6 separate regions of the Mus musculus genome follow, and all the other regions are linked to region 6. A link is a loop called in an ENCODE intact Hi-C map of the cell type or tissue named here. Cell type or tissue: gastrocnemius. All regions are shown on one strand. Each heading gives the region's core, and the rest is flanking DNA. Links, peaks and the distances in the headings are about the cores only. Region 1 overlaps Jazf1 (JAZF zinc finger 1). Region 2 holds the start of Gm33047 (a long non-coding RNA gene). Region 3 overlaps Jazf1 (JAZF zinc finger 1). Region 4 holds the start of Tax1bp1 (Tax1 (human T cell leukemia virus type I) binding protein 1). Region 5 overlaps Tax1bp1 (Tax1 (human T cell leukemia virus type I) binding protein 1). Region 6 overlaps Hoxa13 (homeobox A13).

Region 1 (4,860 bases), core at 549-4,548, 580 kb after region 6:
TCAGCACAGGAGGGCTGTCAGCAGCGTACGCAGAGGAGGAATGGCGCGGCCCATATGCTACAGCACATGCACACTGTGTTACTGACTCGCCAAGTAACACTGAGCATGTGCTGCTGCCCAGAGCGGTGGGATCTGAGGACAGACTTGCCAGCAGCTGCCTGGCTATTCCATTGAGAAGAGCTGTGGCGATTTTTGCCAACAATGCAAATTCCCATTTTTCTGTATGAATTGACTATAGATTACCTGTTCGCTGTAGTTTTAAAAAAATAGCTAAGGAGTAGAACCTCGAAGCAGAATGGCGATAACTTCAGGGGCAGAATACAGCCAGTGGGATTGACCGTGGCATCTGGTGGTTTGCACTGATGTGCTGTGAACTGTGAGGAATGGCAGAGACTGCTGGGAAGGAGTGCTTGAGCCTGGTTCAGGTTTCATTAGTGCGAACAGTCTAAACATGGCCCCCATAAAGTCCTCTGGCCAGCTCTCTGCCCCCGGAAGGTCCTTTGGCCAGCCCTCTGCCTCAGACTCCTCTTTCTCAGGCACACAGAGCTGGGATTTCTGAAGCTACAGAGCTGACTCCAGGACAGCTGCTCCATAAGTGAAGGAAGTGGCACTGAAACACAGGCAAGCAATTTTAAATGCTAACCAAGGTGGGGGGGGGGGAGACCACCTCGTTGGTGCAGGCTTGAAAATTATATTTTGCAGAATTACAATGTTTGAACATGGGGGCATATTTTGGATCTGGGAGTTAGGGATGGGAATGAAAGCTGGACATTTTATGGAGCTAACCTCAGTGAGGGATTAAAAAAAAATGTAAGTTCGCTCATTCTCCAATTGGTGAGGAGTTTAAAAATGAACAATGACTTAATTTCTCCAAAATTAAGTGAAAAAGTAAGCCTGTCAATCATCCCATGAACACGAGTGGCCCACGCTGTCTTCACTGTCTGACAACGCGTCGCCCTGCTCACAGGCTGGACCGCAAGCTCAGGGCACAGGTACGAGGAGGTTACAGCTGGAAAAGGAAGGTGGCCGGCTGGCGGTCCAGTTGTATCTGTGTTGCTTGTAAATAATCACTAGTTGACTAGTTCAAACAGAAACACTAGAGATAGGCCCCGTTGTTACAATGCTATTAAGGAGAGGCAGAGAGGAAAATTCACTCCTTGTTCCTAATAGGTGATTGCTAAGCGACTATGAAGGCTGTCCTACCCACTCTATGTAACTGTGTGACCTCGGAATCCTCAACTGCTGCTCACACAATCCAAGCAACGGGACAACTCACAGGTGTGACTGAATGCTTGAAAAGACGTTAAGCCGTGCTGGAGGAATGACAAGTGCCCTGGACTCACCTAGCACTTGCTGTACATTACACTCAGGATGTTTTAAAGTGCTGGGACCTCGGCTTGATCTTGAGACTTCAGCCTCTCGTGGTGGCTGATGCCTCTTGGGGCACAAAATTATGTACATCGTTAAAACTTCATCAAGTAATAATTCTACTATGATTGTTAACATAAATAACAGCAGTAAATAAGTACACAGTGATAGATCTGTTTCCGTTCTATCCAGAGAATTGCAGTTCAGCTCTGATGTGTGAACTCAGGACATTATTCCCACTGCTAACTGCCACTCAACTTCCTGAGGGTGGGTCTTCCTTCCATTTAAGGTTAGCACATTCCTAGCTAAACAAGAGAAACAGACCAGCTTCAAACAGGACTCATTCACACAGGGTGAGGTCTACATACTCAGGGGTCACGTGACCGGGCAGGCAAGTTTCTGCCTTCTGCTGTTTTTCTTCCTGACAATAGAAGGAAAAACTGTTCTTGTGAAAATTAATTAAGTTTTGTTCATACGGAAAAAAGAGGCCAATGTGAACAGAAACAAGGGCCTCTCGCAGGAAGAAGTCCTTGTCATTCTCAGTGGTGCAGGACAGCTTTCTCATCTGACCAATGTTCCCCTCACCTTTCCACCAACAACAAACGTATCGGCTGCTAAGATACACTGCCACGATATGATTGCTGGGAAAATACATGGTGTAATACCAAGCACTCTAAATACCCGTAAGTGGAAAAAGACATAAACGACCATTTTAATTACTTTCCGCATGTAAAACGCAGCTGTAGTAATGTTGGCAGGTCTCACCTGCCCTGTTTTAAATCTGTGACATGAAATCATGACACTTAATTAAGTCTTAATGCATAAAAATATTTTTATTTACTTTTTATGGAATATCAGCATTTAAAGCTTTCTATTTATGTAAGTGCTTTATAAATTACTTGAAATACTTAAAAAAAAAAAACCCTGAGTACTACTAATCAGCAGTTATAAGTACCAGTTTCAATTTCATTAATTAAATGCCTTTTTGGTGGACTCCTGCTGCTGTGTGAACTAGCTCTAGGCTATGAAAGTAATGAGTCCGGACAGAGTCATCTGATCTCACACTTGGTGCAAAACGCAGGGAAAGGCCTTGCCCACAATTCCTAGCCTGTTTACCAGACTGCAAGCAGTCGGTCTGACTGTTGGAAGCATTAAGAAGCCTCAGGCTTTGCCCTTCCCCCTTCTGTAGTTTCCCAGTTTCTGATTTTTAGAAGGATTGTCTCAGAAAATATGGTATTCTAGCGCCCTCTGCAGGCCGCAAGCCTGTCAGCCTCTTGCCAGCGTGGCTTTTCATCAGCAGAAGTGGAAGCGAGGGATATCACGATTATTAGAGCCCAGAGGCAGAGCTCACTGGAAGGATGTTTCCTAAGGGCAGGCTGGCACTGGTTATTCCCCCCCCCCAAAAAAAAGCCTTAGGAAAACCCTCCTTTGCTGGCTTGTTCGGGATGTAAATTTCTGTCTTCAAAGGACATGGCAGAGCTTTAGGGGACTGACTTGTTTTTTATTGTCGATGTCCTAACAGTTCTTAAGGTCTGGAAGAATACAGGCTCTGACTGATCCCTCAGAGACTATACGGTGCCTGGGCTTAGGAAGGCTAGTTAGGGAGAAGAAGAAAATAGAAGTCAACTGTGTGGGCACAGCTGAGACTTGCTCAGCCAACGTCTCATTCTCATGAAGTGGCAACTTAGGAAAATGCAGGGGCTCTCTCAAGTGTTTTAAGGAACTTAGCATGGATTTTTAAAGGGCATTTTATATTGATTTTAAAACATTTTAGATGGGGTTGATATAAAACATTGCTGAAAGAAAGCTACTTGTAAAGATAAAATTGTGGCGGTGGGGAGGTGGAGAGACATCTCTGGGGTTAAGAGAACCCACAGCTCTGGAGGAGGACCTGAGTTCAGCACCCGTGTCTGGCAGCTCACAACTGCCTGCAACTCCAGCTCCAGGGGGTCTAAAGCCTTCTTCTGCACGCATCTGCCGCAACACTCACCGATATGCATGCACATAAATCAAAAGAGATAAAAACGAGCAAATGTCAAGAAAGTGACAAGAAAACAAAGGAAGGCCGTGGCTCTGATGGAGAGGCACTCCCCAGGCCACACTGTGAGCCTTGGAGTCTGCTTGACTATCAGCAAACAATCAATAAATAACCTTTTTGTTCATTTTCTTCTACCAAGTCTTGCTATAGCTATAGCCCAGGTGGTGTTGAGCTAAAGGCCCTCCAGACTTCTGGGGTTACAGCTGCGTGCCCCCACAGCTAGTCTGAGAGTCTCTCAGGAGACTTGTCTTTCAAATAGTTTTAAGTCAGCATAAGTATTAAAAGGTACTGAATTAGTTTTCTTAACAGTTAAGAGCATTAATTTTTTTCCTTCCAGTACTGGGGACTGAACTTTGGGCCTCAGGCACAAAGAAAGCACTCCATCAATGAGCTGAAAGCATTCACTTGCAATGTGGAACATTATCCCATATATTCCCTTGTAGTGAAGTTATACAGTGTAGGGTCATTTATAAACCTCTTGAATCATAACGAGACCCATGCTTTAGCCAACTCACAGAGGTGGATAGACATCTCACACACAGGAACTCTTACCCAGGCAGTCCACAATGAAACTGAAGAAATGTCTGTGTTAAACTATCCTTTCATGGTGCTGTGGTCATTTAACAGGCTTTCTTGAGAGACTACAAGGATACCAAGGAGGCAGGGGTCTGAGGGCAAGGTTGCAGTTTTGCTGGGAGCCTGGGGCCTGGCAGCACCTTCACCCAGAGGATATTCAGTGCTTCAGACAAGATCAGTATGTCCTCAGGGGAACGGACCAGAGATTTTGGTTCCAATAAAATGACACTTCCAAATAAAAACTCAAAATGAAAATGTTGAGCTTCCAGATTTGTTAAATTCAGGAACAAGGGCTCTCAGCAGGACCTGTCAACAGCCCGGGTTAGAAGAGGGCAGCTGCTGCTGCGGTGTAGCTCAGCATACCCATCCCAAACATCCCAAGTCAGCCACACACCATTCGTCCAGGCTGGAATCTGGCTGCCAGACTGGTCCCCAGCTCGGCTTATCTCCCACTGGGAGGCTGAGGCAGCCAGGAAGGAATGGCGGTTTTCCAGCAGATGTGGTCTGCTGAAGAAGGGCAGCCCAACCCAGGCTTGGCGCCGCCACATTTATGGTCCTTCCTCCACTTCTGCTTGCTGCCTGCTGCCCCCTCATTGCTTGCTGGCAGCCCCAGCCAGGGGACAGGTGATGAGGATTAAGCCTAGCGTATTTGCATATCCTCAGCCTAGGGAAGGAAATTAATACCACAGTGACATGATTTAGTGGCTAGGTTTATACAGTGGAAAACGCTGCAGCAGTTGTGAGCTCTGGGAGACCAAGGAAGGCATGGAAGGCAACGTGTTTGGCAGGATGGGCTAGCTCCCGGTCAGTGGAAGGAGCACGAAGAAATGGATCATTCTGAGGAGAAGTGGTGTCCAAAATTCACTTGCAAGTTACGA
Region 2 (4,860 bases), core at 303-4,302, 320 kb after region 6:
CATGACACATGATTCATCGACTATAAATATCATGTGCACACACAATGACAGGCAACATTAAATAGTTTTTATCTGTTTTGTTTTGAGACACGGTCTCACTGTGGAGCCCTAGCTGGCCTGGAATGCTCTATGAAAAACAGCCTGGCCTCCAACTTGGAAATCCACTTGTCTCTGACTCCTGAAGGTATATACTACATTGCATACCAGTTTTTATTTTAAGTCATTAAAACTATTAGGTACAACTAATATATGCTACTAAAGATGATAAAAATTATCTTTATTTGATGTTTGTTTGTTGTTGTTGAACACTATTAATTTTTGACTTGGCCTACCACACTGCTAACAGCAGCACTGAGCTTTGTGAAGGAACAGGATGGGCTCTTTGGTGTCAAACAAAAGCCTGGCTTCCCTTACTCTTACACTAGGATATTTTTTCCTTTTTGATAATAAAACAAGCTTCATCTTTACCATTAGGACCAACATCAATCTAAACCTTCACAAATGAATGCTTCTTTTATGGTTGCTACTTCAAACGAAATCAAGAAATTTCACCCAACTAGACACAGCAGTCAATCAATTTAATGATGACTTTCTATGGATCAAAAAAGAAAAAAATGATATGCTAAGAATTGTAAGATCACTTCAAGTTCATGCTCTGCTTGTGTCTGTTTTTAAAATCTCATGTAAAAATATTTACTTTCTACAAACCAAGTATTTACCAGATATTTTCTGTACACACACAACACACTTTTGGGCTTTTAGATTACTCGAAAAAAATTAAGTCCCAATTTTGGTTCAAGTTGAGTTTGTAATCCAGACAAGAGTTAGCACACTACAAAATAAGCCTGAAGGCAAAGAAAATGAATTGTCATAAAAAAGTTTAGATGTTCAAAATTAAAGTAAGTGAAATGTCACACTGGGTTATAAAAGTAAAAGCTTGCCTAAAAATATCAGACTAATGTGACCATCAAAAATGATGCTGTGTTGCCGTGTGCTTGCTGACTCGGGCAGAGAAGGAAATTCCAGGAGACATAAACTGGTTACTTTTTCTAGCATACAGGAAGGCCTGGGCTCACTCTTCAGGAATGCACTAAAAAAGAAAATATGTTTGGTGGCTCATGAAGCACTTGGGAAGTGGAAACAAGATCACAAGTTCAAGGTCATTCTCTACTACAAAATGGCTTAAGAGGTCAGCTACAGGAGATCTTGTCTCAAGAAATATAATATCATGGAAGAGGGGATAGAAAATCTGCCTTTTCCTGCATAGACTCCTGGCTGCACAGGCCTCAGAGAGCCATTTGCTCTCAGCGACAAGCACAGCTCCATGCTTACCGACAAGCACACCTATCCTGCTGGTTGGCTCAACCTAAGTTGCCTGCCCTGAGATTCCTTTAACAGACACAGTGGAAGTCATTCTCCTAGGCATTCCATCAAGGCTGATCGCTTGGGAAAACAGTCACCAACTAACACATGTACATTTAAGTGGAAAAGGAATTCAAAGGAGGGAGAAAGGAAACCAGGTGAGAGAGAAGAAAGAAGAGAGCCGGGCAAGGGAAGAGTGAAGCGCGAAGACACAGGAGAGGAAGGAACCATTACATCACTCACACAAACACAATGCATATTTGCACTTAAACTTTATTTTTAAAAGAGTGTTTGGCCCATGTAAGGTGTGGAAGTATTAACAAAGTTAATTATGTTTTACAATCGGTAATTAAGATTAGAAAACAAAGCCTTTGATGTCTGCTACTCTAATGATGGAGGACCAACATCTGAGAAATGTAGCTGTGTATTAGCATAACCACATATGAAAGTACACAGAACCATTCCCAGTTACCTTGTCATTGAATGATTAAATATGAATTCATAATTAGAAAAACCCACACGTAATTTACTGGCTCCTCTGGCGGTTCTGGTTCATTAGCAGTTGATTACTAAACAGTGACCTCTAGTGGCCCATAACTTTCTAATGCTGTATGACTTCTCAAAAGAGCAAGATAGGAAGAACCCGCTTACCCTAAATAAGGCAATTACTTTTTCCTATAGAGGGGAATACTAATCTTTCCTACTTACAATACATTCTTTATGACAATATAAAGTCCTCCGCAAACCTATGGCTTCTGCCCAAATGACACACATTATTTAGTAAATTATAACTGAGCACCTGCCTAAGATCTGGGCTGAGTGCTGAAGATAGTCACTAAAACATCACAATCGACTGAATTCTTTCACCAAAAACTAAAACGACATTAATATATAACTGTCACAGTACTATTTATTCTCTGTTCACACACACAAACATGCTAAAACCACACTTCAAAATTCAAAGACACCAGAAATTTCTGATTCACTGCATTCTGAACTGCTATTTACCTTACAAGTAGCTGATTAGCCAATCCAGAAGACTGAGGCCACAGCTCAGTGTTAGAGCAAAGGAACAAACACTTGACCCTGGGTTTAATCCCCAGCATTTAAAAAAAAATCCAGCTAATGTCTTATTAAGTTTTCCTTAAAGAGGTTTTGATACAAGGACCTCTTCTTGTTTAAGAAGTCTATGTGCATCACACATGTAAGCTTTCCGTCTCTCCCCTTCTTCCTGTCCCTCTCAAAGTGAACAACCACCTTCCAAGGGTTCTTATGCTCACATCACTAGTTTAAGTAAAACTACAACTTACACATCTGTGAATGGACTGGCTTTTCTTCCTGGCAGTCCAAGTACATTCATTCATTAAGACAGGGTTTCAGAAAGGCTACCGACATGAAGAGATGACTTGGGCTATGATAAAAAAAAGTGTCAAGCTATTGATTATGGTTCTCTAAAATAATGGCAAGGCTGGAGCATCCTTTAATATGTGACTCAGCCTCTAATAACTCTAAGATGCAAACAAAAGAGACACACATCTTCTCCTTGCACACCCCTGCTGCAGAGCACGTGGGGTGAGTGCCAGTGGGTTTCCCTGATGATTCAATGGAACAACTGAATCACCATGTAGTGCTATTATCAACAGCTCATGACCCACCAGCAAGAAATGTCAGCCTGATTAATCTAAACACTGATGACCTTAAAAAAAAAAAAACCCAAAACCAAAACTACCTTCCTCCCCACAGCAGAATACGATTATAAACATCTGCTGTTCCTGAGTATGAAGATCTGCCAGCAAGACTGTTGTTACACTGAGACAACACCTCGAAGCTAAGGAGCAGAGTGTATTGGGTTTGAAAAGAACTGGTGACATTAGTTAAGTGAGATTTTTTTTTTAACAACTAAAAGAAACATTTTTGAAAGTACACATTCTCTAAGTTCAGCATATTAAAGTATCTGTTTCCTTAGCATGTATGGTTGTATTACAGTAAGATATCATTTGATTATTAAATTCTTCTTAAATATGTTTCAAAAATAACCAGACTAAACCAATCTATTTCCCACTTCCTTTTATAGACAGAAGCTAGTGTGACATGTTTCGTTTGCTCCATACACGCTTGGAGCTCGTTCTCTTGCAGTTCAGCCTGTTTCTGTTTTACAGAGGCCGCTCCTGAGAGGATGTAAATCTGAAAGTGGCACTTCAGAGGGAATCATTTAACACCACTTCCAGATCCTGCTGGGCACAGAAAAGCACAAATCCCGCCATCGGGCTTCAGAAAGGTGAGTGCAGCATAAATCAGGGCAGCTGATTTTTATCCAAAGCAAAAACAAAGTTTCTTATCACAATAGGTTTCTTTACCTGCAAAAAGTTAACTCAATTTCAGCTTCCCTGTACTTGAATGAAGAGACTGAGACTCTTAAGAAAAACTTCTGAGACAATGCAGAAAAAGTCAAAAATTTCTACAATTGAACAGCAACGTTTTTTTAAAATATAAAGCAGGTTCTTAGTAGCCTGAGGCTAATAAGGAAAGAAATAAATCCAGATTAAAAAGCAACCTATAAGACTCTCGATTTTATTATCATAAAAGTTTCTTTTAACAGATGAAGCATCAGAACTGTTCTAGATTAAAGACGAATGAAGAAACTAAAACCAAATGCAATGCACTAACTACTGTCAGACACAGGACGAAAGAAAACACAAAAGCCCGGCTCCGTGTGGGAACAAGTAGGCAATGCAAGTCTGAAGTCTCCCCACTAACACCAGACAACCAGCTAATGCCTTGGGAAGATCAGTTTTGCAGTTACATGGAGCCTCTTTTCAGAAAACATAGGCTTGAAGTATTTAAAAGTAAAGTTTGGCCAAAAGGTGCATGCTTGCTTTCTCCCCCTCTCCCCCACCACCCCCCGCACTCCCTCCCATCTCTGTGTGTGTGTCAAGTATGGAGTGCACACAAACTAAAAAAATAATAATAATAATAAACAGAACAAATGATGAGCTAGCAGGAGCTCCACTATTAATAGTAACTATTCCATAATATATTATCTACTCATAATTCATGAAATCTGTGTATAAATGAAATCTTATGCTCATTTCTGAAACTCCATTTTTACTGTGATTTCTAGACAAGCAAGACGTACAGGAATAAAGTTCTTACCCAATGGTCAACAGAAGTAAATTAAGTAATTACCTCTTTATTTACACATTACTTTTGTATAATATTGGAGTTAAATTTCTTTTTTTATTTTTTTATGTACCCAGGGTGGTCTCGAACTGCTGGTCCTGCTGCTGGGGTGGGGGTGGGGGTGGGGGTGGGGGTTGGTTTGTCTTGCTATGTAGCCCAAACTAGCCTTGATTTCAAAACCCTTCAATTTGCGATGTTCATTCAGTCTTGGATTTGTGGCCTGGAATAGTCTACCTCCCAGGGGCCACACCCTTAAAGCAAACAGACTCTCCCTTCTTCCAGCAGCTATCAGTTGCCAACGCTCCTTAGCTAGGATCT
Region 3 (4,860 bases), core at 405-4,404, 660 kb after region 6:
AAACAAGCTAAGGGATGAAAAGGAGAGTGGGTGAAGTGATTGGGAGGAGGCGGTAGGGTGGGAAAGGTCCTTCTGAGGAGGCAATGGTCCAGCCATAACCTAAAAGTCAAGAAGGAGCCAGCCGGGCAAAGGTGAGAAAGGACTGGGCTGGGGCCAAGGACAGGGCAAAGGCCTAAGGATAAAAACATGCTGTGTGCAAAGAACCATGACCCAAGGCCAAGGCTGAGAGAGGGGCACTGGTTCTCACAGGCTCGGGGTTAGGGAGTGAGTATTAATTACTCCAGGCAGTGAGAAGCCACAGGTGCTACTTTGCATGAGAGAATGAGATTTACATTTCAAGATCACTCTAACAAGACAGCTTCCAAGTCAGTGACTACATGCTACAGTTAGGCCTGCTACCCTAGCACAAGGATTAAAAACTGTATAGTCACCCTACACATAACCCACTATAACTATTGGGATTCTATTACCATTGATAGTCTCTGAGTCAGTCAATCTCTAAACCAGCAAGAGATGGATTCAATATATTTGACAGGGTAATATTAAGGCTACCCTGCATCTTAATTACAGTACAATTCTAGTAAGGAAGAAGAGAAAATTCAATAAATCTCTCTCCATGATGTCTCCTCTGTTTCATAGCCATGGTCCTGTTGGAATGTGCCTTGATGGGGATAAAAAGGGCTAGTTATGGATGGTGGTCCTGAGATACTGAGAGTCTTATTCTCAAAGAGGCGTGCCCGCGTTCCCTTGGCAGGCTCCAGCTTATGTAATGTTTCCCTAACCTCTCCTTCCCTGTCTTGTTTTCACATGTCCAGTCATCCTTGTGGCTCCTCTACAGATGCCCGCCAAGTTCCTCACACAGACACACTACTTTAAAAGTTATATTCCAGAAGCCTCTGCTAGGCTCCCTCCTGAATCTTTCCAGAAGCTTCCATGTGCTCTCTGCCTCTACACCAGACACTGGAAATCCTAAAAGGATCACACAAACCAAGATCTACCATCCGTCTTGCTTTTACCTGTCCTCTTGGTCAAGCCATCTAAAGAAAAGAATACACACTCTTGCCACTGCTGTACCCCCCGGGCATGAGGGTGGCCACTTCTGTGGGCTTGGATTATATCCTGTCCTCACGTTTCATATCCTAATCACAGAAAATCAGGGGAGGGGTTACCTTAGCAACACCCACTCAATAGATTTCAGGTTGATCTAAGGAACAGCTAGCTCTAGGAGAGCTGCAGCTAGAGCTTGCATAGAGCCTTCCCCTGTGTGGGCAGTCCCCCCAGCCAACCCTCCCACCGCCCTCATTAACTTGTATGTCAATGTCCTACCCCCGCACCCGCAATGCACCATGGACTTTAGTCTCTCATGGGAAGAGAATGAATAAGTTGGTGTAACATTCGTAATGTGGTCCCTGTGCTATAGCCAGAACTCTTGTTCAACAAACGTTTGAGCAAATGCTTGATTGGATTTGTGTGTGTCTGTCTGAAGCATGGTCTTACTTTATAGTGAAGGTTGATCTAGAACTCATCATGTACACCAGGTTGGGCCTGAGTTTGCAGCAGTCTGCCTGAGTGCTGCAATTATAGGTGTGAGCCCAGCTCTGGGATGGAGTCTTAAGGCTCCCGTGGTTTGTTTTCTGATATGGACATCTGAACAACAATGACATGGCTTCTTTCCCCACCAGCTTTTTGGAAAAACAGACTCAAGTCCAAATCCAGGCTCTGCTGCTACTTTGTTAGTTGACTGTGGGAAGGAGGCTGACGGTGGGTTCATCCTTCCACAGTAAAGAGCTGTTCTAATCTGCCTAACACTTCGAGAGGAAATGACCTTCTGGATGCTGCCCATGAAGCCTCTGCAAGTACATAGTCTTTCCCTCAGGTGCCATGCCCACCTTTGCTTGGCGAGTATGTTTCAGGTTTCTTTTCCTATGGGTTAAGCTAGAAAAAAAGGAAGAGGAGGAGGGCACACTGTGGATGGGGCAAGGCTAGTAATTGTTAGCAGATATCATTTTCTCCCATCCCATCAAAACCTTTTTTGGGAAGAGATTAAACTATGCTATAATTCATATAATTTTGTGAAAACTTGAATACATATGTTGATATAGAATTGACATAGGAGGACTCAGGGTTATGTGTGGTATAAGTAAGAACTAGGAAAGTAGTTTAATTTGGAGAGTGTAGGAAAAGCTTGCTGTGGAGCTACATGACAAGTGTGCAGGGACACGTGGCACATAGCTAATGCTGTAGTGTGCAAGGCCCTGGCAGGAGAGCCAATAACTGGGCTTCTCAGGAGTTAGAACCAGAGGCACACTTTTAATTCTGACATCCAGACTGGTGCCATAGTGACACCTTGTGGCCACAGGCTTCATGACATTGACATGCATGTATAACTACTTTTTAACTTTAAGGCATGGAAACACAAACGTTTTCTTAACCACAAGTTCACTGTTTCCCACCAGGAGATAAGAATCAAGAGAATCTGGTCACAGCTTGCTGGTGACACTCGTTCCAACAGAGGACTCTTAGTGACAGTTTTCAAGCAGTTGCAGCTCTCCGCTGAACACTTACCTGGCACCTGAGACTTGGGCAGGAGTTACTAAAGCTTGTTGGTTGTTTTAAAACTGCACCTGGGGCCCCCGAGTACCAGTCAACCCTGCCCCCTCATGAATTCTAAGAGCAGTAAGGAGGAAATAAAGAAAAACCTAACATGAGTCTTTGGAATTTCAAAATTAAATTTCTTTATACAACCATACCCTGGGGCTCCACAGTGATGGAAGCGGGCCAGCAATCACCGTCCTGCAGGATCCCATATGATGCTGAGCACTGGCTGTACTCGAAGCACTCGTGGGATCCTGGTGGACTCTGGATGGCTCATGCCAACAGGAACGAACGGCCCCAGCATCACAAAGCAAAGAACTAGAGGGCAGCTGACTTGAGAGGGGACCCAGAAAGGCTCCAATGTAGTGGATGGCAGTTGGTCTTTAGTACAACAGTTTGAGGCCTGTGAGGGCAAAGCTACCTACCTCTGGAGTCAGACAAGACAGGATTTGATTTATATGCCATAACCATCTGAGAATCTTCAAACCCTTCCTCCTTTGAAACCAGGGCTTCTATTGTGGTTGTGAGGAATGAATGAAGTTGTTGGAGAGTCAGAACATACGACGAACACAGACATGGTAGTGATGGTAGCTATTAGTTAGAGAGCGGGGGCAGTGCAGAGACAGGGAAGGCCACTGCCTCGGATGACCTTAGGAGCATGTGTACAGTGGACACGGGAATGCCTGGAGAGCACATGGAGCGCTGGGCTCATCCAGCAACCCCTGAGCTCCCACAGCCCGTGGTCTCAAACCGCAAATCGGCTGCCACCAACACACTGGTTTATTGTTGTTTTTGGTTTTAAACTGTTACACTTATTTTGCTGCTTAAAAAATATCTACTTAAAAAGTAGGAAATCTAGAAAACTATGAGAAACAAGGACCCTACAATGAACGGTCCAAAAGTTCAGTCTGTGCACTTTGCTGTACACTTCTTTCTAGTCTTCTCTAGTATTTTTTAAAAAATGGCACCAGGATTCATACTGTAAATAATTATAACCTAAAGGTTTCTTTCCATATTTTACCATTCATAAAACACTTCCTAATTCTTGGTTAGTACAAAGCTATGTCTGACACTTAGGAGGACTTGAAGGCTATGAGCTGAAGCCCCTCTTCTGCAGAAACATGATTTAGCAGATGACATATGACAAAGGAGTCGTAGATACAGGGTAAAAGCAGAGACAGAGGCAGTTCACACAAAGATGTCCGTCCCCAAGGGGCTCACCTTAGGCAAGGCCCCCACAACGCCAAACAGACTTGAGAGGATCTCCTGAGTGGATCTCTGAGAACAGCAGAGATTTCACGGCACTACAGCTCTGTAATCACGGCACTACATGTCTGTAGATCACGGCACTACATGTCTGTAGATCATGGCACTACAGCTCTGTAGATCATGGCACTACAGCTCTGTAATCACGGCACTACAGCTCTGTAGGTCACTACCAGCTCATTTCCTCTTTCTCAGTGTACATAATGGCAGGCATACCACGGTCACCACCACTGCTAAACCTTTACAATTATGGATCAAACTGAGTTTCTACAAAAGTTCTTTTCAAAATATCACAAATAAGCATAGGAAATTCAGAGAAAATTTCCACTTATGTTTTAGGTCACTAAAAAACTGGGCTTTAGGTGAAAATCTTAAAACAATTCCTAATAATTAGAAGTGAATTCTGAAATTCCATATTCCTGGTATCTTAATAATGTGTAATATAAAACTTAGTAAGCGTGTGCTCCATGTATGATTATGAAGACTGGGATCATTTATTCCTGGGGAAAGCATTTCCTGATTAGCCTCTGCGATGGGCTGAAGTGTTGTCCCCAAAGGTTTATGAGGCTTAGTCCTGTCATGGTGATGGGAGGTGTCAGAACCTTGAGGAGGTGGCTCGCGCTTGCAGGTGTTAGGTTAATGAGGTTTGGACTTCAGTCCTCAGGAGAGCAGGCTTTGACAAAAGACACCATCCCATGAGCTTGTGCTTTCGGTATTGTCCTCTTCCTCCTTCTCTCCATGTACGGCATAGCCAAGGGGACTACTGACAGAGGCTAAAACCAGGCTTGCTCAATCTTGAACTTTCAGTTCTCAAAAAAACTAAACAAACTTCTTATAAAGTTCCAGCCTCAGGTATTTGCTTGGAACAACAATATGAACTAACCAGTACACCCAGAGCTCGTGTCTCTAGCTGCATATGTAGCAGAAGATGGCCTAGTCGGCCATCACTGGGAAGAGAGGCCCATTGGTATTGCAAACTTTATATGCCTCAGTACAGGG
Region 4 (4,860 bases), core at 623-4,622, 460 kb after region 6:
GACTACACAGTAGTCTTATGATCATTCTACAGTTCAGAATATCATCTCTCTGCTCAAAGTGAGATATTACTCTTATCACATGTAGGCCAGGCTAGCCTAGAGCTCACTGTGTAGCTGAGGATGACTTTAAAATTCTGATCCTTTTGCTCTCTCTCCTCCAGAGTGTTGGGATTAGAGGCATGCACCACCATACCCTGTTTATTCTGGGCAATTCTAGACAATCACTATACCAACTGAGCTATACTCCCAGCCAGCCCCAGATCCCATTCTTTTAAATGGTAATCAAAGGCCTGCAATTTTGAATCCTGGTTTTACAAACTGCTAATTATGTGGAAGAAGTCCATTTTCAAGATTTAAGCCTGCTAATATCTGACCACTGATACTAGGTTGCAGGCTCTAATGCTATGGATTACTTAGATGTTTTCCTAAGACAGCCCAAGCCCCGCCCGCTTCTCTTCGTACAGCTTCGTTGTAAATTCCTGATTACAGTGTTCCTAATAAAGCCCAAGTCTAAAAGATAACAGAATGAGAGCGTAGGGACTCCGCAGGAAGACCCACAGCGTCAACTAACCTGGACCACTGGGACTTCCAGAGACTGAACCACCAACTGAAGAGTGAGCGTGGGACCAGACCTAGGCCCCCTGCATGTGTTTGTCAGACCTGCAGCTTGCTTGGTCTTCATACTGTCCCCCAACAACTGGAGTAGGGGCTGTCTCCAAATTTGTTGCCTGTCTGTGAATCCAGTTCCCCTAACTGGGCTGCCTTGTCTGGCCTCAGTGAGAGAGTAAGCGTCCAGTCCTATAGTGACTGATGTGTGTGTGTGTGGGGGGGTAAGGGGTGGTGGGATACCCAGGGGGGTTCCCCTTTCTCAGAGAAGAAGGAGAGGGGATGAGGGGTGGAGCTGCAGAGGGGACTGGGAGGAGATGTAATATTGGAATGTAAAGTGAATAAATCAATTAGTTAAAAAAGTAACAGGATGTCTTCACCCTGGAGCAGTAGAATGCCTTAACTCACAGCCAGCCATGAGAGCAATCATGGGGTCTTGAGTAATCTCAGTAAGGAGGTTCTGTATGAAGTTAAAAACTAAAACCCTGCCCTGCATTTTGGTAGCTGTGTCTCCTGACCAACAGAATGCCCCTTTGTGGTTAAATGCCCTGAGATGTCTGTCTGTTCATCTCTCTCTCACTCTCTCTTTCTCTCTCTCCAGGGCATTTTCCCCTATAGTTGCACTAAAATGAAGTGTCTGAAACGCAAAAGATCTCAATTTCATTATATTATTATAGACATTGTGGTTTTGTGACCTGCTTTCCCTTGTGGTTGTTTTCTAGAGCAGCACAGGAAGAAATACCTCAAAAGGAAGACTTGGTTGATCGTGATATGGAAGTGAAAATAATTTAAATTTCTAAAATTACTTTTGCCTTATATAGCTTACCTTTCTCTGTTAAATGTGCAGTTTGAATTGGAACTTCATGGAAGCAAGTGTATTTTATTCAAATCCATCATATCTTGTGTTGGAATATTACTTATCTCATGAATACACTACCGTCTTAATCATAAATATTTCTTTAAAACCCACAATGCCGAACTTAACTTTTGCTTCAACAGCCTATGTCTCTCAACAGTAATTTTTCCTTTTGGAGGACCAGAATGAAGAGATCCCTATTTAAACAAACAAACAAGCAAACACACAGACACCCAACTTAAAAAATTTCAATATATAAGAAACAAATGAATCAGCAAATATTAAGAACCTGTCTTATGGAGGCCAATGTGGACTTGAATTGTGTGGAAAATGAAAGAACTTGAAATTAGAGTTTTGTATATTATTGTTCTGTTTAATGTTATGCTTTCTTCGCTGGTGATACGGTAAATGTCATTAGTTTCATAGCAACACGGGAATATGATGGTTCAATTCGTGATAGCTATGACAGTTCTTGGGGCTTCTGTATATATTGAAACATGTATTAGCTTAGACTGATATTTAAGACCCAGGTCACCTGGCCTCTGAGCGATCCTTCCCATTTCGCTGGTAAGTCAGTTAATTTGTTTCAAACGGACTGTGTTTTGAGGTGACTACATCACTGACCAAAAGCCACAGAGGAAAAAGCTGTCAGGGAAACCACTAAAGGACTCTTTACAGCTAGCGAGTGGGGCGTGTCGCCGCAGAGCATGCGCAGCAGCAGAGGCGGAAGCGAGCCTCCCTGGGGCGGAAGTGACGCACCGCCGGCTCTCCGCTTAGAGAAGGTGTAGCCGGTCTACGCTGAGAGGCAGTGGTGGTGGCCGCGGAGGTTCGGGGCGCGGCGTAGCGTGCGGGGCGGAGGCCCTGACCGGTAAGGTTTGCGGACGGGCCGCGTGCTTTCGAGGTAACCGGCGCTCGCGCTCCGTCTCGGCCCTGGAACCCGGGCCTGGCGAGTTTTGGGAACGGTCTCCGTGGTGACGAAGCTCTCTTTCCCAAGGACGAGCTTCCCCCGGGCCGCGATTGTGACGTGTTTTGGGCTTGGGGTGACCGTAGAGTGGGAAGCGTGGCGGGAGCGGGCGTGCTAGGCCGCGGCTGGCCCCGGCTGGCCCCGGCGTCTAACAAGCCAGGGACGGGTGGCGGGCGCGCTAGGCCGCGGCGAGCCGGGGAGGACCCGTTGGGTTGTTTTGGTTTGAGTCTCCGCTGGAGGAAGAGGCGGGGACTCCCTGTGTCGCCTGGTTTGGCTGTTTACCTGGCTTGGCTTGATCTCCGGCTTCTCCTGGGCTGAGAGATTAGTTGAGTCTTGCTGTTTGGAAAGCAGCCCTCCCCCTCTGGTGCCCAAGAGAAGGCTTTAAGAAATCTTGGGGAGGATCGCTTCGCTCTGTGGTCGTCTGGACTTGATTTCACGACTCCGCCTCCCTCGCTCCACCCACTGCTGACTCTCCCCGGTGTTTTGGACCCGGCGGAAGGTGCAAGACGTGTTCTGGCTAGCGCTCATCGCCCGAAAACTGTACTGTTAGAACGTAGCTGGGGTGTTCGCTTGTATTTCCCTGTTGAGAAATATGAAGTACAATTTGTTCCTGAAAGTTTTGTTGGAAAACGTTGTGGCGTTTGACTATGATAGATTTCCGGCTTTATCGTTATGTTGGTATGTTAGACATTTTAATGCTAAGTATCTGCCAAGTATGCTGCTTTTTGCCAAGTGGTAAAAATTCATGATTAGGACACGAACAAATATAATTAAAATTTTAGTGTTCAATCCCAAAACATTCGAAAATGGTTATTTGAATAACATTCCTTAAAAGTGGGTTGATTAAGTGGGTTTGTGATCTCCAGGTTACCCTCTAGGTGTGGAGAAGAAGCTGAGGCCAAGGACTCGCCTCCATTCTATTCTTCTCAGGGGTAAATTGGATTTCTGTATGTCCCTTTCGAATGTTAGGCAAACGCCCTGAACTTATCTTAGATTTCTGCAAGAATATATTTGACTATGCTAGGAATGACTGGTTAACCTCCTCCCCCTCGTCTTTGTTATTTGTTAAATTTCAAATACAGTTGTATTGTATTATTTGTTTTCAAGTTATTACATTAGCTGCATACCATTTGCTCTTAGAATCACAGTCGTGTATGTGAAATGTATGTGAAATGTAACCATTGAGTACCTTTTCTAGGACAAAAATAACATCTTGGAATTATAAATTGTAACCTTTAAAGGATGCTGTTTTTAAAAAAATTTAGACTTATGCGTATGAGTGTTTTGCTTGCATTTTATGCCTGGTTATATCTGACTTAAGTCAGAAGAGGATGTCAGATCTCCTGGAACTAGAGTGATAGATGGTGTGAACCACCATGTAGGTGCTGTGAACCCAACTTAGGTCCTCTGTAAGAGCAGTAAGTGCTCTTAATTACTGAGTCAGCGCTCCATCCCCTAGGATGCTAAGTTGGTTTTTAAAAAAAGATTTATTTATTTTATTTTAATACACACACACTGTAGCTGTACAGATGGTTGTGAGCCTTCATGGGGTTGTTGGGTATTGAATTTAGGACCTCTGCTCGCTCCGGCCCAAACATTTATTTATTATTATAAATAAGTACACTGTAGCTGTCTTCAGACACACCAGAAGAGAGCATCGGATCTCATTATGGGTGATTGGCTGCTGGGATTTGAACTCAGGACCTTCGGAAGAGCAGTCAATGCTCTTACCTGCTGAACCATCTCGCCAGCCGGATGCTAAAGTTTTTATATGCAGTTCTAACTATATATTTATATTTCCTTGGAAGAATTAACTTACCTGTAAATTTTATTTTTACTTATTTATTGGCTGGGTCTTAACTATGTTGTAGCCCTGGCTGTCCTGGAGCTCTGCATGGAAACCAGGCTGGCTTCTGCCTGTTTTCTGAGTGCTGATGTTAAGGTGTTTTCAACCAAGCCCTGCTTCACCTGTGAAGCTTGTTGGTGTATTTTCTTTGGACTGATTGTTAGTATGTAAACTTTGGGCTTTCTGCACTTGTAGCTCTAAAGTTTACATTGTTCTAAATAAGCCTTAATAGAAATTACAAAGTTCTATCTTCTAATACTTGTGGGCCAAGAACAGTGTTTTACAAATGAACGTATTTTAAAAGATACAAAAATTAAGTTAAATTGGATCTGATATTTTATCAGCTGGGATTATAGCGCTTGGGAGCTGAGGCAGGGAGGAGTGTCGTGAGCTTGAGGCCAGCCTCAACTAGAGTTGCACAGCGAGTCTTTCTCAAAAGAGAAAACCACAGCTGGGCAGAATATAGGAATAACCAGCTATCAAGGCTGGTGGAGATAGAGATGGCTTCAGGAGTGCAGATTAACAAGTCTTTGTTCCTGCCTCCTCAAAGTTGGCTGCTAATATCTTTCTGAGGCTATGCTATTCTAC
Region 5 (4,860 bases), core at 389-4,388, 470 kb after region 6:
TACTTTGGTATTCCCTATGCTGGAGGTTTTATGCAATTTTCAGGCTCTTCAGAATATAGTGGAGAACAGATACAGTTTCAAAAGGCTAGGGGAAAAGGTTTTGGGCTCTTTTCTGTTTATTATTGCATGAAAGAGTTACACTAGTCTAAGCTAAAAGTGGACCCTAAATGGTTGCATATACAAGCTGTGAGGTTTTTAAATCTGTGACAGAACAAGGGACGGAAGGGAGAATCTACTCATTGCAAGGAAATTCTCACTTGAGCTTCAGCGAGTCACAAGCACTTAAAACTTGGGAACCTTCAGCTGATTGTCCAGTCTCTGTCAGGAACTGGCATGTGTTCTTGAGAAGGTCATCCCTTCAGCTGAAGTACTCTCCATATTCTAGATGCACAATTAAAGTACCATTGCAGGCAAAATGTCTTAAATGCCTTTTCCTCTTAACATAATCATCCCTGAGGCTTTGGATCAGGGTCTTCCTGCCATTTCTCTGTTGAATTTGAATATGAAAATAATCCTCAGTGCCCATAGGAAGCAGGTCATTACCCTTACTTGAATCAGCAAAGGGGTTGAAAGAGTGGAGGATCTGGATAAGGCCAAATGTGTCATAATATTTATGTACATATTCATTGAATCAGTTCATTTAGTTAATTGAACCAGGTTCTTACTATAGGACATTTATGATGTAGCTAAAGCCTTAAATCTTTTTTCATTTTCTTCTTTCTTTTTTTCCCTCGGGGCAGAATCTTAACTGTGGCCAGACCTCACTGTGTAGCCCAGCTTATCTTGAATTTGTGAAACCCAAGGTGAATAACCCGAAGGGTCTCAATCACAAGTTCTGTTAACTAGCTCTCAGAACTCTGAGTTTGGTGTGCATGCTTGGGCACGCAAGAATCATAGGCCCTGCCCACAAAATGCCAAGGCTCAGAGTCTGTTATATTATTTTGGCTGCAATACAAGCTTAGGCTCCCAAACTTAGGTTTCTATGAAGACCCCATGGTGAAGTCCTCTGCCATTTGATGAGTCTTACATGCTGTTTCCACAAATAAACCTATTCTGCAGAGATAATAAACTAGTTAACTGCTGTGGATAGTAGATCTAAAACTGTTTGAATGTTTTGTTTCAAGCTTTTCTTATTTCTTAAAACATTTTGTTGGAAGAAGTGATTTAAGCCACCCATTATAGTATGATAAAGGTTTCCTCTGGCTTGTAATGTTTTGGCTGAGAAATCTGCAGGTAGTAGTCACCCTTGTATGGTGACTTTTTCCTTGCTGCTTAAAGACCTTTGGCAGCTTGATAATAATGCGTCTTGGTGTCTCCTTGGGCTTAGCCTAGTTAAGGTGCTTTGAGGTTGTTTTGTTTATAGAGACAGGGTTTTCTTATGTAGTCTAGGCTGCCCTTAAACTCTCTAAAGCCTCGGTTTACCTGACTCTTCCAAAATCTGGGACTCTAGACATAGAGCACCATGTTTAGCTATTTTTAATTTTTGTACTTTGTCCATTTTCTTTTTCATACCTAGTAAGTTTCAGCTGCTACTTTTAGAAATATGCTCTAAGGCGGTCTGTTTCTTTCTAGAGTCTTCAGCCTTTGATGGCTATATTTTATTTCCTTTTTTTTACCTTACATCTTGTCTTTTACTACTACCCAGGCTGGCTTTGACTTCACAGTCCTTTCTCAGCCTCATGAGTAATGGATTAAAGATGTGCACCACTACTCTGTTTATATTGTTTTTATTGATAGGTTCTTTTATGTTCAACCCCCTTTTTCATACCCTTTTGTATTCCCTGACTCAGCTATTAATATTAAAATTTAAAATTGCATTTAGTTAATTTTCTGTGGACATGTGTATTAGTGCCTGTCTCTCTGTGTGTGTGTATGTACATGTGTGTGTCCAGGTCAAGAGGACAATTTTCAGGAGTCAGTTCTTGTCTTCCTACCATGTGGGTTCCAGTGATTGAACTTGGGTTGTCAGGCGTGGTGGAAAAGCCTTTTATCCATTGAGTTTACACACATGCTCACCCCCGCCCCCCTCAAGCTCTGAAACCCAGGTAGGAGGCCTCAGACTTGCTGGTAGTCAGTGTCTGGCCGAGTTTGCAGAATCTTTATTCTGCTTTAGTCGTTTAGATTTCCTTTTGTGAATTTTTCAGTTCACTTATTGTATTCTTCATCTCCAGAGTAGATGGCTATTTTTTTGTTTGCTTCATTATTTTTGTATAGTTGATTATTGGAGTACATTGAATTTAATTAAAAGTATTATTTTGGATTGTTGGTCAGATAATTTATTGAACTCTGTTTCTTTTAGCTTAATGATGTTTCTTTTATTTTCTTCCTTTGGATCTTCTGTTCTTCAGAAGAATTTTTCCATTTTGTGATTTCCACAAAGCAGCATCCTCTTTGACTCATTTCAGATTTGTTTGTACTGGAAAGAAGTTCACCATATACCCTGCCCAAAGATTCTCTGGATCCCCCTTCAATCTTTCACTGAGATATGTTATGTTGTAGCTCTTTTGTGTAATTTCCCAACCTTAAAATATTGCTTGTTTCCGGAGTTTGTACTCTTTCTCCCTCTTGTGTCTGTCTGTGGTACTGCATGCCCTCAGTTGGAATCGGATGTTGAACAATCAGTCCTTTTTTTCCCCAGTGCCTAGGCACCCAAATCGTCCTGGTTTTGTTGCTGTCAACTCAGGTGAGGCAGAAACCTGTGCAGTCCATCTAAAAGTCTGTATGCGAGGTCCATGTCCGGCTCTTCCTGACTGCCGGCAGGAGTGAAGCTGCACAGCCTGCAGAGTTGAGCCTACTGAGGGGAAAGCCTTGTGGTTGTTAGAAAACAATGCCTCTTTTAGCTCACCTGGAGTACTTGTTTTTGTAATGGGTTTTTGGAGTTCTTCCAAAGGATTTTCTGGATTGTGCACTGTGAAATCGCTGACTGCCTGGGAGCAGAGCGTGGGCTGTGAGACTCTTTATTTTATCTTCTCCACATTTCTCCAATTTCACTTTCACTTACTTGGCAGAAGACTCTTTCAGACATTTTGTAATTTTCACAATGTAGCCAAAGGAAAGCCTTTTCTTTTATTCCTGGTTTTTTCCCCTCTTGTCTTTTTATCAAGTGTGCATCTAGGGAACTAGTGCCAGTGTTGGAGGGAAAGAGGTAGAGTTTCAGAACGTGTGAAAGGGTATCTTCTGTTCTGCTAGGAAATGAATAAGAGTACTAGTGGCTAAGAGCTTCGTAAGCTCAAATTCTATTAGCTCTCACTAATGGCACACATCTTCAATCTTGTTTTGGTTGTTAATGGTGGCTAATCAAAATTGTAGGACATGGGGCTGCTAAAGATAGCTCAGAAAGTAATATCAGGGCAGGCAGCTGGAGTGCCCAGAGGGCAGAGTACTGACTCCCAGATGTTGTCTTGTGGTATGTCTGAACCAGCACATGTGTACACAACATACACACACACACACACGAATTTAGCAAAACCATAGAACATATCATCTAAGACTGTGACTTTCTAATAGTCAATATTTAGCACAGTCTATTTTGTTTAGAAAACACAGTTTGAGATCTGTAATGTCTATATTTGAGTTGAAAATATTACATATATTTTAATTTTTATTATTGTATATTGTATATGGTACTGGGTTTTTTAAGGATCTTTCTCATATGAGTTCATTCAGTATGCTTTGAACATCTTCCCTAGAATACATCTAAGATGAAAATATGTTAATCTCTTAGAATGTAAATACTCTCCTCACCCAAGATATACAAATTGCTTTCAGACAGAACTTGCCAAAGATGAGAGATTAGTGATTTAAGTTACAGGAGAGTACTTACTAAAACAATGCAAGAGCCCCTCCGCCCCCCTCCCCCCCAAAAAACCCAGACCCTAAGTATGAGGTATAAAACATTAAGTTATTAAAAAGTACATAATAGAGGGGCTAGGAAGCTGGCTTAATCAGTAAATTGCTATAAGGACTTGAATTTGAATCTCCAGCACCCATGTTATAAAGCTGGGCCTACATGTCTGTAATCCTGACATTGAGCAGGCAGGCAGAGAAAGAAGGATCTGTAGTGTTTGCTGGCCACCTAATCCAGCCACATCAGTGAGCTTCAGGGTCAGTGAGAGACCCTGCCTCATAACAAGGTGGAGAGCAATTGAGGAAGACACTCAACATTGACCTTTGGCCTCTCATAATCTTGAATCTGTGCACACAAAAATCCACAGGGTATAGTAGCATAATAATTTTAAATAAACCAGAAGATTTTGTATTTGATCATGTGTGTGTTTCCATTGTCTTGGAGAAATTAGGTAGCACTTTGAATATATAGTAGAGACTTCATTCAGTTTACATAAATTACTATAACTTTTGGTCACAGTTTAATCATAATTAGACATGCCTAATGTATTAGGGTTTTACTGCTGTGAACAGATACCATGACCAAGGCAAGTCTTATAAAAAACAACATTTAATTGGGGCTGGCTTGCAGGTTCAGAGGTTCAGTCCATTATCATCAAGGTGAGAGCATGGCAGTATCTAGGCAGGCATGGCACAGGCAGAGCTGAGAGTTCTACATCTTCATCCAAAGGCTGCTAGTGGAAGACTGACTTCCAGGCAACTAGAGTGAGGCTCTTATACCCACACCCACAGTGACACACCTACTCCAACCAGGTCACACCTATTCCAACAAGGCCACACCTCCAAATGGTGCTATTCCCTGGTCTAAGAATATACAAACCATCACACCTCATAACTCAAGATTTTAAAATTTTAAGTGCATATTTTAACTTTAGGGTGTAATTAAAATGTTGTATCTAGCTAGTATTAAGGTAATTAGTTATATTCTTTCTTAAATTTTTCTCCTTTAGGTTG
Region 6 (4,860 bases), core at 605-4,604:
TCGTTTTTTCAAGTTCCATGTTTATAATTTTTATTCAGAAAGTTTCCTTTTTAGAAAAAATACTTGAATGATATTTTCAACATCATTATTCATGGACCAGTGTCTGCGTTATTATTCCTGTGCTTTTAGGAGTTTTTGTTGGCGTTTTTTGTTTATTTTTTGTTTTGTTTTTCAGGAGGAGGCCAATGTTCTCCTGACTGTCTTGTTCAAAAAGTTTTAGGCTGGTTACTATTTAAAAATAAAGAAGTCTCCAGTCATGGTAGCATATTCCATTAACCCCAGCACTCTGGAGACCAGGCAGGTGAATTTCTGAGTTCGAGACCATCCTGGTCTACAGAGTGAGTTCCAGGACAAAGAAACTGTATCTCAGAAAACAAAATAAAACACCACCATCAACAACAATAATAAAATAAAAAAATAAAAATATCTAAGAAGTGATTATAATCCATAACCACCTCAACTAATCTGTAAATCCATGCCATGTCTATTTTAAATAAGAAGGGAGTTATCTGAGATTGGCACTGTCAACAACCATGTCAGAACTAAAGGGAGGGGCACCCTGACATCTTCTGGGGAGGGAGGGAGGGAAGGAAGGAGGGAGGGAGGGAGGGAGGGAGGGAGGGAGGGAGGGAGAGAGAGAGAGAGAGAGAGAGAGAGAGAGAGAGAGAGAGAGAGAGAGAGAGAGACTTTACCCAGAACTGCAGTAGTGGTGACTTTCCAAAGGGGCAGTATTCCATCTGCAGAGCTGCTGTTAGCTCTTCCCTAGGCCGTAGGTTCAGAAGATGTCTTACATCTAAAGAAAAATATCTCCTATCTCCAGAAGAGTCCTATTTGGAGCAGTTCACAAACAGTGTTTGAACCAACTTGGAGGGGAATTTCCAATATTTTAAACATTTTGGAGATGCCATTAATGTTGCTGGATGGTAGTTCATTTGGAAATGATGCTGTAACACAAGGTGCTGGGTGCTGAGTCTGAAGCAGTTATCTTCATATGTTTCCACAGATGGTTGGCAATCCTCAGGGTAGCAAAAAGATTACTCTTTACAAGATCATCTGACATGTATATTTCAGGGCCATTTTTTTTGTTTGTTTAAGCAGCTTTACATCTTTTCCCCCATAATTCTTCATCTAGAAAGACATAAAGAAGCTCTTGTTTTCAAGTCTTTGTAAGTCTTCAAGAAAGGCAGGAGATGTTTCCATCATCTGGGATTGTAACAAGCCAATATTTTCCAACAAATGATAAATTCAGTTCTCCCATTCACTATTATTGTCTCCTGACATAAAGGTAAAATTAATCTGCAGCTGAAAACCCAAATTCCAAAGCTACTGGTTCCTTCAACATTTTAATATGTGTGTGTATGTGTGCACGCACAAAGGATTTGGCAAAAACAAAAAACAAAAACAAAACCCCACATTATCCCACTTGTATATTAAATACATAAACATATTGTATAATTTATGACTCTGAACACAATATCTCCTGTGCTGTTGGGGGCCAATAAACAATAGCTATAATACTGGTTGTTAATATAGTTTTGATAGTGGTTGTTGATATTAAGTATATTTATTTCTTCTACAAAACAAATGGTGTGCAAGTATCAATATAAGATTGCACACCATTATGGGGCAACAATCAGCTCTGAGCTGTCTAGAATAGTTTTCTTCTGTGTCCGTATTGTGATCATTTTGTAGATGAAATATTTAAGTTCTCCTACTGACTTCTTAGAGAGGTGGATTGCTTTGAATTTCTGAAATGTAACTCTAGAACTCTAGAGTTAGGAAGGTATGTGAGACTTTTTAATTTGCCGTAAAGATTCCCAGATAATTCTAATTAAGGTCACAGACCACCTTGGAGGGTGAGGGCTGGGAGTGAATGGTTATTTAAGAACACGTCTTGGACTGTAACAAACATGTACAGCTTTAAAACAGATCTGTAGAAATCTGATGCACGGCGAGCTGCTGTGAGGACAGATTAAAGTTGGCCATTAAAGAAAGGAAGCAAAATTCACCGCATAAGGAGCATTTTGTACCCCAAGTCTAGAAATCGGCTTAAATTACAGTATCTTCACTCGTCAGCAATTAATAATATCTGTACAAATTCTACAATTATGTACACAAGCACACAAACACTGATATGCAAATACATGTATAAACATATATTATATTCACATATATACAAGCACATGTATAATTTACATATATTCAAATATTCTCCTTTTGGAGCAAAAAAAAAAAATATGACTACTAAACCTTTAAAACAAGTCAAGTCAGAGCTCAGTTCCCTTGAAGCTGAAGAACGTCAAGGAAGCTTGTCAACACGAGGTGGCGCCCTTGATCTACGAATCTGGCTGAGACCAATTCATGAGCTGTCAAAAGTCAAGGTCACAAATTGTCTTTTTTCGTCAAGGTCAAGGTTTAAGGCCTTTCCTAGTCCTGTCATTTCAACAAATACCAAAAACCTGTCCTTTCAGTCACATGCAGACTTAAGAGCAGATTTTAAAATACGACAGTCTAGGCATTGCTGATACTCAACAACTGGTTTTCATTTGCCACAGGGAGTCTGGGAACCTCCTCTCTCTCCCTCCCTCCTTTCCTTTCTCTCCCTTTCAGAACACCTAACACTTTCATCTCCTCGAAACCTTTTCAGTTGTGAGCTTTTAGTTATGTGAGATTTTTTTCCTCTTCTCATAAAAAATTTAGAAAAACCTGAACAATAATAATAATAAAAGACTGGTCCTTGGCTTGTGTAAAACAAACCTGCTTGTTTAGTTTTTGTGCAGTTCAAGTTCCGCGTAGAAAAGTAACTCGGAGTGTTTCCTTCAGATTTTAATGGCAGTGATTATTTCATTAACAGAGCTAATACCACTATCTACAGATCTAATTTTTCATTTTTAGTGGAAGTATTTAAAAAGCAGGTGCACAAATACATTTTCACAGTGTGCTGAATGTCTTTATTTACAAGATAGCATTTACAGTGAATATGAACAGAACGAATGTGTGAACTGAAATTACTGCTTGATTTAAAATGTGCTGTGACGATGAGTCCCTAAACTTTCTACTGCAGTCTCCTAACACAGTAAACAAGAAAAAAAAAATACTAATCCTTTAGTAAATTAAAATATAGAATGCAGACATCTAAATATTTTGGGAGAACGGGTTTCCATTTTGAGGTTTTTTTTTCTAAGTAAAAAAGGAAAATGATGTCCCTAGCAAAATGTTTAACAAGTATTGGAAAATGCCAATTTAAAAAATTTAAAGAAAGAGTATGTTTTAGGAGAAATCCATACTAGGGTGGGACCTTCCAGGAGAAGGGGCATAAAGTGAATTCTTCGTATTATTTGGTGAGATTTAAACACTTCAAAAATTACAACAAATCCTGTGGAAAAATCCTTTGACAGTGTTGGTTAATCCACCATGTTTGTTGTAAGCAATTGAAAGGTATTTCCAGAAGCTCCTTACCCACCCAGGGTTCTCTTGTAACCTCAAGGGTTTAGCTGGCCAGATTTACTATCAAAACAATAGATCCTTGGATGAGCGTTCTCTCTCCTCTCATCTCCCTTTTTAGCAATAGTTCAAATAAACAATTCAGTGCCTTTCCCCCTTCTAAGCCTCTACCTGAAACATTTCCAGAAGGAACAATGGCAGGGATTTCAATAAGGTTTACCTGAGCAGGCACTTAACATGCAAAGGGGAGGGTGCTGGACCAGCTGCGTGGAAACAGCCTTTGTTTCTGTAACCAGTTTTCAGATTACCATCTAACACAGTGTCCTAAAATATAATGGTCACATAAATACTTACAAGATTTGAGAAAATTCATAATTTATCTGAAATTGTGTGTTTTAGGGGCTGATGAGTTGACTCTAGAGTTTGTCACTTAACGCTGTGGTGGGGTTGTCGGGAAACCTGGCAGTCTTTACCATTCCTTAAGGTTTTGTTTTAATTGTAGATTCCATGGAAGAGAGAGTCCCCTTAGGAGAGCAAACGTCAGCGTCTCTCTATCCAATTCTTCAGTTAGTATGATGCATTATTATTATCTGGGCAAAGAAACAAATCCTTAAGCGTTTCTTCAAGCTGCCCTCTGCTCCACCTTTTAATCCATTAACTAGTGGTCTTGAGTTTATTGATGACTTTTTTCTCTTTGACCCTCCTGTTCTGGAACCAGATTGTGACCTGCCTCTCAGAGAGGTTTGTCGTGGCTGATATCCTCCTCCGTTTGTCCTTGGTAATGAATTTGTTCGTAGCGTATTCCCGTTCGAGTTCTTTCAACTGCACCTTAGTGTAAGGCACGCGCTTCTTTCTCCCCCTCCTATAGGAGCTGGCGTCTGAAGGATGGGAGACGACGTCTGTAAGATAAGGAAGAAGGCAAGTTACTCTGGGAGCCGACCTGAGCCAGAACACAGGCGACAGCTCAATGTGAACTGCCGGCCTTGCAATGCCTGATTGCTCTTTGCCACGAATGCTGTACAATCCAGCCTTCTGCCAAAGCCTGGAGCGTTAGTAGGGGGGTATGGTTAGTTGTGTACTGAAATGAAATCGCCCAGAGTTCCAGTGACCACCCCAATCCGGTCATTCTGCATGTACAGCGGTCCACACCTTAGCACTCAACAGGGTTCAACACTTCTTTCTGTAGAGCTCGGCTCCTCTCAGCTTGCCCCAAGTCCCAACATTCTATGCTTCTCCAACGAAGCCTTTTTTTTCAGAGAACCATCAGGGACAATTTGGTGAGCTCAAAATCGAGTCTATTTCCCATCTTGGAGTCAATGTCAAGGGCTTGGGAGGGTGGGGCACCCAGAGAGAAAGGGGCTGCCGGAGTTGGAACCCACAAGCTTCCTCCCAGCTACCCTTTACCAAAGGAGGGCC

What was found. Hi-C counts contacts between places; a loop is a spot of excess contacts. Peaks named below come from ENCODE experiments on the same cell type or tissue, not always from the same donor. Only the 100,000 strongest peaks of a DNase experiment are listed, where the experiment ranks them.
Region 1: it touches region 6 in a loop (13-fold over the local background); 36 of 42 quality-filtered maps call a loop at or near these places.
Region 2: a loop joins it to region 6, with 4 times the contacts of the local background. A loop is called at or near these places in 12 of 42 quality-filtered maps.
Region 3: a loop joins it to region 6, with 10 times the contacts of the local background. A loop is called at or near these places in 29 of 42 quality-filtered maps.
Region 4: it touches region 6 in a loop (4-fold over the local background); 13 of 42 quality-filtered maps call a loop at or near these places.
Region 5: it touches region 6 in a loop (7-fold over the local background); 14 of 42 quality-filtered maps call a loop at or near these places.

Annotation. Positions count from the first base shown.
Region 1 is chr6:52,836,321-52,841,180 of GRCm38, forward strand. The region is part of intron 2 of Jazf1 (JAZF zinc finger 1); the gene reads right to left. Among named protein-coding and RNA genes, the nearest start is that of Gm52903, 28 kb to the right of the region's middle. In gastrocnemius, for the core only: no CTCF peak of the experiment used is centred there; DNase peaks (open chromatin) are centred at 2,584, 3,309 and 4,472; H3K4me3 peaks cover 375 bases; H3K27ac peaks cover 1,474 bases.
Region 2 is chr6:52,575,550-52,580,409 of GRCm38, forward strand. All of the region lies in intron 4 of Hibadh (3-hydroxyisobutyrate dehydrogenase), which reads right to left. It overlaps Gm33047 (a long non-coding RNA gene), which reads right to left and starts at 4,264. Exons shown (of 2, transcript XR_377679.3): 1 at 1-4,264. In gastrocnemius, for the core only: a CTCF peak has its summit at 1,948 (motif pointing left); no DNase peak of the experiment used is centred there.
Region 3 is chr6:52,916,886-52,921,745 of GRCm38, forward strand. The region is part of intron 1 of Jazf1 (JAZF zinc finger 1); the gene reads right to left. Among named protein-coding and RNA genes, the nearest start is that of Gm52903, 53 kb to the left of the region's middle. In gastrocnemius, for the core only: no CTCF peak of the experiment used is centred there; DNase peaks (open chromatin) are centred at 2,326 and 2,782.
Region 4 is chr6:52,711,526-52,716,385 of GRCm38, forward strand. Tax1bp1 (Tax1 (human T cell leukemia virus type I) binding protein 1) reads left to right here and starts at 2,204. Exons shown (of 18, transcript NM_025816.3): 1 at 2,204-2,330. In gastrocnemius, for the core only: no CTCF peak of the experiment used is centred there; DNase peaks (open chromatin) are centred at 2,210 and 2,822; H3K4me3 peaks cover 2,274 bases; H3K27ac peaks cover 2,490 bases.
Region 5 is chr6:52,722,343-52,727,202 of GRCm38, forward strand. Tax1bp1 (Tax1 (human T cell leukemia virus type I) binding protein 1) reads left to right here. Exons shown (of 18, transcript NM_025816.3): 3 at 4,857-4,860. Among named protein-coding and RNA genes, the nearest start is that of Tax1bp1, 11 kb to the left of the region's middle. In gastrocnemius, for the core only: no CTCF peak of the experiment used is centred there; a DNase peak (open chromatin) is centred at 2,592; H3K4me3 peaks cover 228 bases; H3K27ac peaks cover 291 bases.
Region 6 is chr6:52,254,806-52,259,665 of GRCm38, forward strand. It overlaps Hoxa13 (homeobox A13), which reads right to left. Exons shown (of 5, transcript NM_008264.1): 5 at 4,048-4,343. The coding sequence ends at 4,099. Among named protein-coding and RNA genes, the nearest start is that of Hoxa13, 3.6 kb to the right of the region's middle. In gastrocnemius, for the core only: a CTCF peak has its summit at 2,318 (motif pointing right); a DNase peak (open chromatin) is centred at 2,327; H3K4me3 peaks cover 329 bases.